Linked DNA regions of Mus musculus: region 2 is linked to region 1. Evidence: chromatin loops called from intact Hi-C (ENCODE). Cell type or tissue: gastrocnemius. All regions are shown on one strand.

The links. Hi-C counts contacts between places; a loop is a spot of excess contacts. Peaks named below come from ENCODE experiments on the same cell type or tissue, not always from the same donor. Only the 100,000 strongest peaks of a DNase experiment are listed, where the experiment ranks them.
Region 2: a loop joins it to region 1, with 6 times the contacts of the local background. A loop is called at or near these places in 16 of 42 quality-filtered maps.

The regions. Positions count from the first base shown.
Region 1 is chr4:144,038,520-144,043,519 of GRCm38, forward strand. It overlaps the pseudogene Gm13104. Among named protein-coding and RNA genes, the nearest start is that of Pramel4, 18 kb to the right of the region's middle. In gastrocnemius, no CTCF peak of the experiment used is centred here; a DNase peak (open chromatin) is centred at 2,585.
Region 2 is chr4:144,292,158-144,297,157 of GRCm38, forward strand. It overlaps the pseudogene Gm13120. Among named protein-coding and RNA genes, the nearest start is that of Pramel5, 14 kb to the left of the region's middle. In gastrocnemius, no CTCF peak of the experiment used is centred here; no DNase peak of the experiment used is centred here.

The DNA of each region.
Region 1 (5,000 bases):
CAGCCACTACATGGTAGCTTATGACCATCTATAATGGAATCTGATGCCCTCTTCTGGCACACAGGTGTACATGCAGATAGCATACTCATATACCTAAAGTAAACCCATAAAATATTTTTTAAAAGGGTTGGAGAGTTGGCTCAGTGGTTAGGAACATTGGGTGCTCTTCCAAAGGTCCTGAGTTCTATTCCAAGCAACCACATGGTGGCTCACAACTATTTATAATGAGATTCAATAGCCTGTTCTGGCATGCAGGTGTACATGCAAACAGAGTACTCATATACATAAAAATGAAGAAAGAAAGAAAGAAAGAAAGAAAGAAAGAAAGAAAGGAAGGAAGGAAGAAAGAAAGGAGTTTCAACAAACGTAAGCTTCAGAACAAGACCAGGTCTCATAAACAAATTCCAAACTAAGTATATGAATACCAACTGAGTAAAGAAAAGAAAAGAAAAAAGAAAAGAAAAGAAAGGAAAAGAAAAGAAAGGAAAAGAAAAGAAAGGAAAAGAAAGTTCAGTGGTTGAAAGTCATTCAGTGATCAGGGCCCTCCCTTTTAGGGTAGCCTCAGTTGCTCTCCTTTTCAGAAAAGGAGCTCTAGTAATCTAGACACTGAAAACTCCTTTTTATTATTTAGTGGGACTGAAGCATCCAGCAGATGGCAGTATTGATTGGGAGGTAGAGCTGGGAGGCAGAGATATGAGGAAACTCTTTAAAGAGAGAAAAGACTTTGGAAGTCCTGAAGCCCAGGGTCAAGTGTCTGGCTCCATTATGCTCAGCATCTTTTTGTTTTGTTTTGTTTTGTTTTTTAATCAGCCCTCATAAGTCACTTACGTGACTTCTCTACATTGTGTTAATCTGTCATGTCCAGGGACATAAAATTGGTGATTACACAGTAAAGTTTGATTTGTGGGTCTTCAGGGGAGCTAATTAAAGACATGGTCTTGATTCTAAATGAATTTATTTTTAGTTTCATTTTTTCTTTTTTCTTTTTTTTTTAGATTTAATTCCCTGGTTGTCTTTTATATATCTATGTATAAATAAATGTTATTCAACTATCATTCCAGTCCTACCAGTAATTCTGCATATCCAGACATCCCGCAGAATACGGACTTTGTATAAGTCATGGTATCTTTAATACAAGGAATGGAGCATGCATTCTCACTGTGTACAGTGAGGGATTTGTTAGTAGCAATGACCCTCCCCTACAACACAATGGTTTCTATGACATGTAAGTGCTCTCCCTCTGAGTAGGAGACACAGGGTGGGTTAGAGTGACACTGGGGAGGGAAGGTGAGAAGGGACTCAGTTATAAACTCGTATGCCTCAGCTGTAATTCGGTGTTTTGAATACAGGTTTTGGCTTTCTGTTTTTTGTTTTTGCTGCTGATCTTGTTACATGCACTCATGTCAGGACAAAGATGAAATATGCAAACTTTAAAATATTCATTTTTCTCTAAGATCCAGCTCAGTAAAAGATTACCCCAGTTTCCCTGCAATTTTAAACTACAAGATCAAAGCTAATAATTTGTTATAAAAGTTATATATTGAAAAGAAATAATGAAAACACACTTGGGAAATGTTTAAGAGAAACTATGCAGGGCTAGTTCTGCTGTGTCAACCATGTTCCCAATATTCAATCACATGCCACCAGCACAGACCCAGGCGAGGCCTGTGGACCTAAAGCAAACTGTCCAAAACCAGCTCAGCAACATCACGGCCTGGTGGTCTGTTCTTCTGATGCATCTGCATCTCTTTTTTTTTTTTTTTTTTTTTGGTTTTTTGAGAAAGGGTTTCTCTGTGTAGCTCTGGCTGTCCTGGAACTCACTTTGTAGACCAGGCTGGCCTCGAACTCAGAAATCCGCCTGCCTCTGCCTCCCAAATGCTGGGATTAAAGGCGTGCGCCACCACGCCCGGCTGCATCTGCATCTCTTACATTCAGCTCTGTTCTGTCTTGGTTAGACTCTCTCTTATTCACCTGTCGCTGTTTTTGTTTTTGTTTTTTGTTTGTTTGTCTGTTTTTGTGTTTTGTTGTTTTTTTTTTAGATTTGTTGTTTAAAAGATAAAATTTCTGTAAAACCTAAAAAATGTTTTAAAATTTGCTGAAACTGTAACAAATGCGCAATTATATTTATTTAGAGTAATACCCTCCATGGTGTTACTTCAGCCCCTGAAAAATGCCGGAGGAGCATTAACAAAAGATTTAAACTACTGTGCAGAATTTCACCACGAAAAGTGTTTAAAGGCTGGTGCAAAATAGGAGGCAAGCCGGGCGTGGTGGCATACGCCTTTAATCCCAGCACTCGGGAGGCAGAGGCAGGTGGATTTCTGAGTTCGAGGCCAGCCTGGTCTACAGAGTGAGTTCCAGGACAGCCAGGGCTGCACAGAGAAACCCTGTCTCAAAAAACAACAACAACAAAAAAAAAAAAAATAGAAAATAAAAGCAAAATAGGAGGCAAATTCTAAACCATTTTGGCTTCTTGGGAACAAAAACCGCTGCATGTGAAGTTGGCAGCAGGCTCATCTCTTCTGGTGGCAGGTGCGCTTGTGCTCTTTGTGCCAGTGCTCCTGCTGGCACTAGATGGAGCAGTAGGCCGAGCTCCAGCAGCCATGGTACATGGCCTGCCGCCTCCTCACAGTTGTAACACCACTGCTTCTTGATCTGAGAAATGAGCTGCTTGTGCTGCGCCGCTAGTTCCTTGATCTCCTCTACAAATGCTTCCTTACACTTTTCCTTCACCTGCTTACACTTTCTGTGCATCTCAGCCTGCAGGTTGGCTACAGCTTTGTTCACGGCTTGTCTTTTTCTTCTTCCATTTCAGAACGCAACTTTTCCAGCTCTTGACAGACCACTCTCTCTGTTTCCCGCTTGTGTTCCGACTTCATCCTGTCTTTAAAGTCATTAAAATTTTTGGTATACTTGTCGTGGCACATGCTCTGACAAACACCATTGCTCATCATCTGAGTGCTTTGATGCAGATGCAGCATTCCTGGGGAAGAGGCATTTAACTTCCTGGTCTGGGTTGACACTGACACCCTGTCAACTGGCTGAGGCATTGTGGGGATTTCCTGTCTGAAACTTACTGCTTCCATTTCTGGCTCGGGTTCTTCCTTTCTGGGCTCCACACTCTGATTACATCGTCCTTTCTTTGCTCTTGGCTCTTGAGTGACCTTCAGCGGTTCATTACTGGTCAAGGAGATACTGGATTCTGCCTCTTTCTTACCTCAGTCATCATTCTTAGACTTCCAGAACCTTCCTTCATGGAGGAAGCCCTGATGCAGTTCCAGCTCATCACTGGCCTTTTTCAAGCCCATGCTGTGCTTCACATGTAATCTGTGAACATTGACTGTAATATCCTGAATATTTTCAAAAGGAATCCAGGCTCTCTGGTGGTATGGCCAAAGAAGCAAACACAAACTTGACTGTATTCTTTCTGCATGACTTTGGCTGGCCAAACCCCAAAATCTTTCATTTTAGCCCAAAGCAGCTCATGATTAGATATGCAAGGGTAGCAGAACCAGTTGTCGGGCCGTGGGTTTGACAGGTAGAAGCAGTTCTTGCAAAGCTGCAGCTCGTCCAGCTCATGGTACGCGTCTTTATATCACATCCTTGCAATGTCCCCTGGCTCCCTGCTCCATAGCAGATCACTGTTGTGCAGAAGCAGCTGTGTGTCAGCCTTGAACTCCACTTAACTCCAGTACTTCCCCTCATTCACCTTCCTTGTATGGTAGGGACATCAACAGCTGAATGGGCCAGGATGCTTACTGTCCTTTCCTTTTTATTAAGGTCTATGACCTGCTTTTTCATAGGGGAGACACTGAACTTCAAGGAGATGCCCATTTCCTGCTTGTTAGAGTGCTTCATCTTAATGCTCCAGCAAACTGGGCACTGCCAGTGACTATTGCTGTCACTAAGACTGAACTCATCAGACAAACACTTGGAATGATACACATGAAAACACATGTGGAGCCACCATGTGGTTGCTGGGAATTGATTTAGGACCTCTGGAAGAGCAGTGGTGCTCTTAACTGCTGAGCTGTCTCTCCAGCCCTGGATTTTGATTTGTTGTTCACAGCTGGGCCTTTATTTTGAAAATGAAATTAAACTTTCCTTTCTAACATCTGTGTATGAAGTACTCTCAATCTAGTTTAATGGAATATTTCCTATTCTTTCTCATCAGAAATTCTGTAGCCATCGACCTAATGAAAGCAACATTTCATACTAATTCTATGAACTTTTAGGGTCTAATACTATACAATGTATAGGGAAATGGAGAAGTGTCCCTATGCAGTCTTTTCTTTTCTGGAGCTTGTCTTGAACTCACCAAGCTGCCACTTCTGCTCCCAGAGTGCAGGGATTAAAGGCCTGTGCCACAATGCCCCTCTGAATTTTAACGTGAGATAGAAAATGGAGTGTCTAGCCGGGCATGGTGGCGCATGCCTTTAATACCAGCACTTTGTAGGGAAGATACAGGCTGATTTCTGAGTTAGAGGCTGGCCTGGTCTACAGAGTGAGTTCCAGGACAGCCAGGGCTACACAGAGAAACCCTGTCTCTGGAAAAAAAAAAAAAAAGGAGTGTCTCCAGGAAACAGATCCCTAGTCCCAGTTTGGATTTTACACACACCCTATTACCTCTGCCTCCCTATTGATCAGATCAAAAGTTTGCACCCTTACCCCTGACATCCTGTGGCAGGTTTTTTTTCCATGAATTAAGAGTTCCTGGTTCTGGCTCTGTGTGTCTCACTGGCCCATAGATCTCTTTATATGTTCAGCAACTCTGGTTACAATTTCATGGTTGATGATAGTTTCTGAAAGGCATTACACAGTAGCCCTACATTTGACTTGTAGAATTGTGAGATATATGTGTAATATTTTCTATGGTAAAATGTGTAAAAATTGTTGTATTCTAATGGATACACATGCTGGAGTATCACCAGCTTCCCTCTGTAAAGACATTTCAAGATAGTCATCACCTTTAATAAATGTGTAATTTCAAAATCATTCCT
Region 2 (5,000 bases), 250 kb after region 1:
ACAGATTCACTAGAAAGTGTGGGACATAAAATCATGTCAGTAAGTTTGGTAAGGTAAAGCAGGTGGAGACTTGGAGACTCAGTGGGCAGACACCTGAGGCTTAGGTGATTCCCATCTCCCTGCCAGACTCCTGACTCTGAACATGTGCCATGTTTCTGACATAAAAGAGACATGACCTATGGTCACACTGGCTCAAGACAGAGTTCTGCATGCTAATGAGGTACCTAATAAGGCCTGGAGGGAGTAGCCAAAAAGCTTCCCTTCAAAGACATTCCTCCCTGCAAGAGGTATTTAATCTCAGGCCCATGCTGAGAAAAGGGATATGGTTTTACATAAGCACTTTCCACCATGACAAGAAACTGTTTAGAACTTTGACTGTCTCTTTTCACTGAGATCCACCATGGGGAGCCATGGAGAAGGCCTTAGCCTACAGAGCCATGCCTAATCTCCTATAGAAGGTCTCTCTGAACTACACACAACTGCCACCAAGCCTGTTGCCCTCAAACTAAGGACAATCATCTCCTAGATGGGAAAAGATGGGAGTCCCTCTTTCCTCCCCCAATACCCAGGCTAAACAGTCCCCAGCCTATTCCACCACCACCACCACCACCACCACCCCTCCTCCGAATCCATTCTCTGCTTTTCTTCAACTCTGCTCTTCTCCAACTACTAGTGGCACCTCAATGTCCAAGATGGTGAGGACCCCACTGCACGGCAGTGGCATCACAGACTGAGGGACCCCCACACCTAAGACTGAGCTTTGTCACCCCAGAGCAGTGTGTCAGCAAGTCCTCATAGCCCAGCATCTACCCTAGCAGCAGCATGAGATAAGTACAGTCAAACTCCCCATGTTTCACCTCTCCAGGTGACTGTGCCCTGTGGTGGAACTGACAAGGGCCTATATAACCCAACAAAAGAGCATCTTCCTGAGTGAGATAACCCAGACACGGAAAGAAACATATGATATGTACTCACTTATAAGTGGATATTAACCATACTACAATCCACAGATCCAAAGAAGCAAAGTTACAAGGAAACCCCAAGGGAGGATGCTTGAATTTCAACCAGAAGGGAAAAAATAGACATCTGAAGTAGAGGGAGTGAAGGAACTGGGTGGGAGGTGTGGGGAAAGGAGTCTAGTGGAGATCAAGTGTGAGGAGAAAACAGAAATTAGTGCGAGGGAGCTCAGAGACAGAGCATAATACTGGGAGTCTTAGCCGGGCATGGTGGCACAGGTCTTTAATTCCAGCACTTGGGAGGCAGAAGCAGGGAGATTTCTGAGTTCATTGCCAGCCTGGTCTGCAAAGTGAGTTCCAGGACAGCCAGGGCTATACAGAGAAACCCTGTCTCGAAAAACAAAACAAAACAACAACAACAACAACAACAACAAAAATACTGGGAGTCTTACATGGTGACCATAACTGAGACTTCTAGGAATGGGGGATATGGTTCTTTTTTAAAAAATAGTTATTTATTTTATTTATAAGACTACATTGTATCTGTCTTCTGGCACACCAGAAAAGGACATTGGATCCCATTACAGATGGTTGTAACTACCATGTAGTTGCTAGGAATTGAACCCAGGATCTCTGTCTGGAAGAATAGCCAGTGCTCTTACCTACTGAGCTAACTCTTCAGCCCCAGGGATATGGTTCTTGAAGAAACAACTTCCTGTAGTCAGGCAGAACTTCTAATGGAGGGAGGAGGATACCAACCCATTCACAAAACATGGACCCAAAATTTGTCCTGCTTAGAAGTTCAGAGATAAAGATGGAGCAGGGATTGAGAAATTGGCCTACCAATTACTGGCCCAACTCGAGACCTATCCCATGGGAAAGAATGCACCCCTGAAACTACTAATTATATTCTGCTATGATTACAGACAGGACCCAAGCATAATGTTTTCTGAGAAGTTTCATCTAGCACTGATGGAAACAGATGCCAAGACCTGCAGCCAAACAGTGGGTGGAGTTTGGAGAGTATTGTTAAAGAATGGTGGGAAGGGTTGAAGAAGACCTACAGAATTTAATAATCTGGGACCAAAGGGGCTCACAAAAACTGAACCATCTACTAGTGACTATTCATGGGATGGACCTAGGCCCCTTACACAAATGTGCCACATATTTAACTTGTTCCTCATGTTGTGGGCCTTTGGGTCCTTTTCTCATAGCTGGACTACTTTATCTGGCCTTCATGGGAGAGGATGCATTTAATCCTGCTGTGAACTGATGTATCAGGGTGGGTGGATACACCTGGGAGGACTAACTCTCTCTGAGGATAGGGGAGAGGGTGTGAATGGAGGGGACATTCGGGTGTGGCTGGGAGAAGGGGGGGGGTCAGTCTCTAGTCGGAAACGTGAATAAATAAGCATTAATGGAGAAAAAAGAATCCAGTTTCTGCTTAATCATGCTACTTAGTACCGCAGACCCTCTTGTTCCCTTGTCTACATGGAACGAGTCTCTAGTTGCAGATGGGCAAGGAGTAGGCAGGAATTGACAGACAGATTCGACACAAGAGAGTGTGGATCTGAATGTAATTTGTCAAATCCAGCATCAACATTTTATAGAGAAGAAAGTAGGGAAGTTGGGTGACACACGGGCAAGGTACAAAGAGATTACTGGATTCTTACACAAAACAGAAGAAAACAAACAGGGAAGGTATGGCAGGAACCAACTGGAATAAAATTCAATGTTAACAACTGGTATCGAAAACTGCTTCACCTAAGGTCCACTTAATCTTAGAAGCCAGGGGCAAGGACTTTGTTCCCTAGCCATAGTTCCTACTCTAGTCTATTGTATAGTCCACCTTCACCCTAGGCCATTGTAAATACCTGTGTATGGGTGTAACTCAGCTACCTAAAGTTCTTAGTATCTACTCTGGTTCCTCTTTAGGTCACAAAATTCATTCTTCCTAGATAATGGTAAATTTATGTGTAGGGCAGTGACTTAGCTATCCATGCCCAGGGTCAGATCAAGGACTGCCTAGAATCTAACTTAACTGTATGTCAAAATATCAATCCTTAGGAGCACTGGTAATAAAGCAATATTAAGGGAAAGCACACAGATCGGTTTACCAACTAAAGCAAGGACATTGGAGCATTCTTTATACAGGATGCCATGATTCCAGGAGACTAAGTTTCCATGAACTTTTAGTTTCGGGACAGCACCCAGGTTTTTGGGGCATGTCGTGCTTGTCACTACTGGTGTGGATGTAGCACCTTAGAGCCATCTCATACAATAGATCATGTATTTCATTTTGTAGAGTTTAAAAATTAAAAATGGGCGTAGTGGCATATGCCTTTTATCCCAACACTTGGGAGTCAGAGGCAGGCGGATTTCTGAGTTCAAGGCCAGCTTGATCTACAGAGTGAGTTCCAAGATAGCCAGGACTATACAGACAAACCCTGTTTCAATAAATAATTAATAAAAAATAAAAAATGTACACGTGTTAATACAGTTGATGCATGTTTAGAATTCCAAGGGAATTTCACCTTGAGAACTGAAAGGAATGATTTTGAAATTACATATTTATCAAAGGTGATGACTATCTTGAAATTCTTTACAGAGGGAAGCTGGTGATACTCCAGCATGTGTATCCATTAGAATACAACAATTTTTACACATTTTACCATAGAAAATATTACACATATATCTCACAATTCTACAAGTCAAACGTAGGGCTACTGTGTAATGCCTTTCAGAAACTATCATCAACTATGAAATTGTAACCAGAGTTGTTGAACATGTAAAGAGATCTATGGGCCAGTGAGACACAGAGCCGGAACCAGGAACTCTTAATTCATGGAAAAAAACCTGCCACAGGAAGTCAGGGGTAAGGGTGCAAACTTTTGATCTCCTCAATGGGGAGGCAGAGGTAATGGGGGTGTGTGTAAAATCCAAACTGAAACTAGGGATTGTTCCCTGGAGATACTCTTTTTTTTTCTTTCAGAAACAGGGTTTCTCTGTGTAGCCCTGGCTGTCCTGGAACTCACTCTGTAGACCAGGCTGGCCTCGATCTCAGAAATCAGCCTGTAGCTTCCTCCCAAGTGCTGGGATTAAAGGCATTTGCCACCAGAACCGGCTGGACACTCCATTTTCTATCTCATGTTAAAATTCAGAGGTGCATTGTGGCACAGGCCTTTAATCCCAGCACTCTGGGGCAGAAGTGGCAGCTTGGTGAGTTCAAGACCAGCTCCAGAAAAGAAAAGACTGCATAGGGACACTTCTCCATTTCCCTATACATTGTACAGTATTAGACCCTAAAAGTTCATGGAATTAGTGTGAAATGTTGCTTTCATTAGGTCGGTGGCTACAGAATTTCTGATGACAAAGAATAGGTAATATTCCATTAAACTACATTGAGAGTACTTCATACACAGATGTTAGAAAGGAAAGTTTAATTTCATTTTCAAAATAAAGGCCCAGCTGTGAACAACAAATCAAAATCCAGGGCTGGAGAGACAGCTCAGCAGTTAAGAGCACCACTGCTCTTCCAGAGGTCCTAAATCAATTCCCAGCAACCACATGGTGGCTCCACATGTGTTTTCATGTGTATCATTCCAAGTGTTTGCCTGATGAGTTCAGTCTTAGTGACAGCAATAATCACTGGCAGTGCCCAGTTTGCTGGAGCATTAAGATGAAGCACTCTAACAAGCAGGAAATGGGCATCTCCTTGAAGTTCAGTGTCTCCCCCATGAAAAAGCAGGTCATAGACCTTAATAAAAAGGAAAGGACAGTAAGCATCCTGGTCCATTCAGCTGTTGATGTCCCTCCCATACAAGGAAGGTGAATGAGGGGAAGTACTGGAGTTAAGTGGAGTTCAAGGCTGACACACAGCTGCTTCTGCACAACAGTGATCTGCTATGGAGCAGGGAGCCAGGGGACATTGCAAGTATGTGATATAAAGACACGTACCATGAGCTGGACAAGCTGCAGCTTTGCAAGAACTGCTTCTACCTGTCAAACCCACGGCCCGACAACTGGTTCTGCTACCCTTGCATA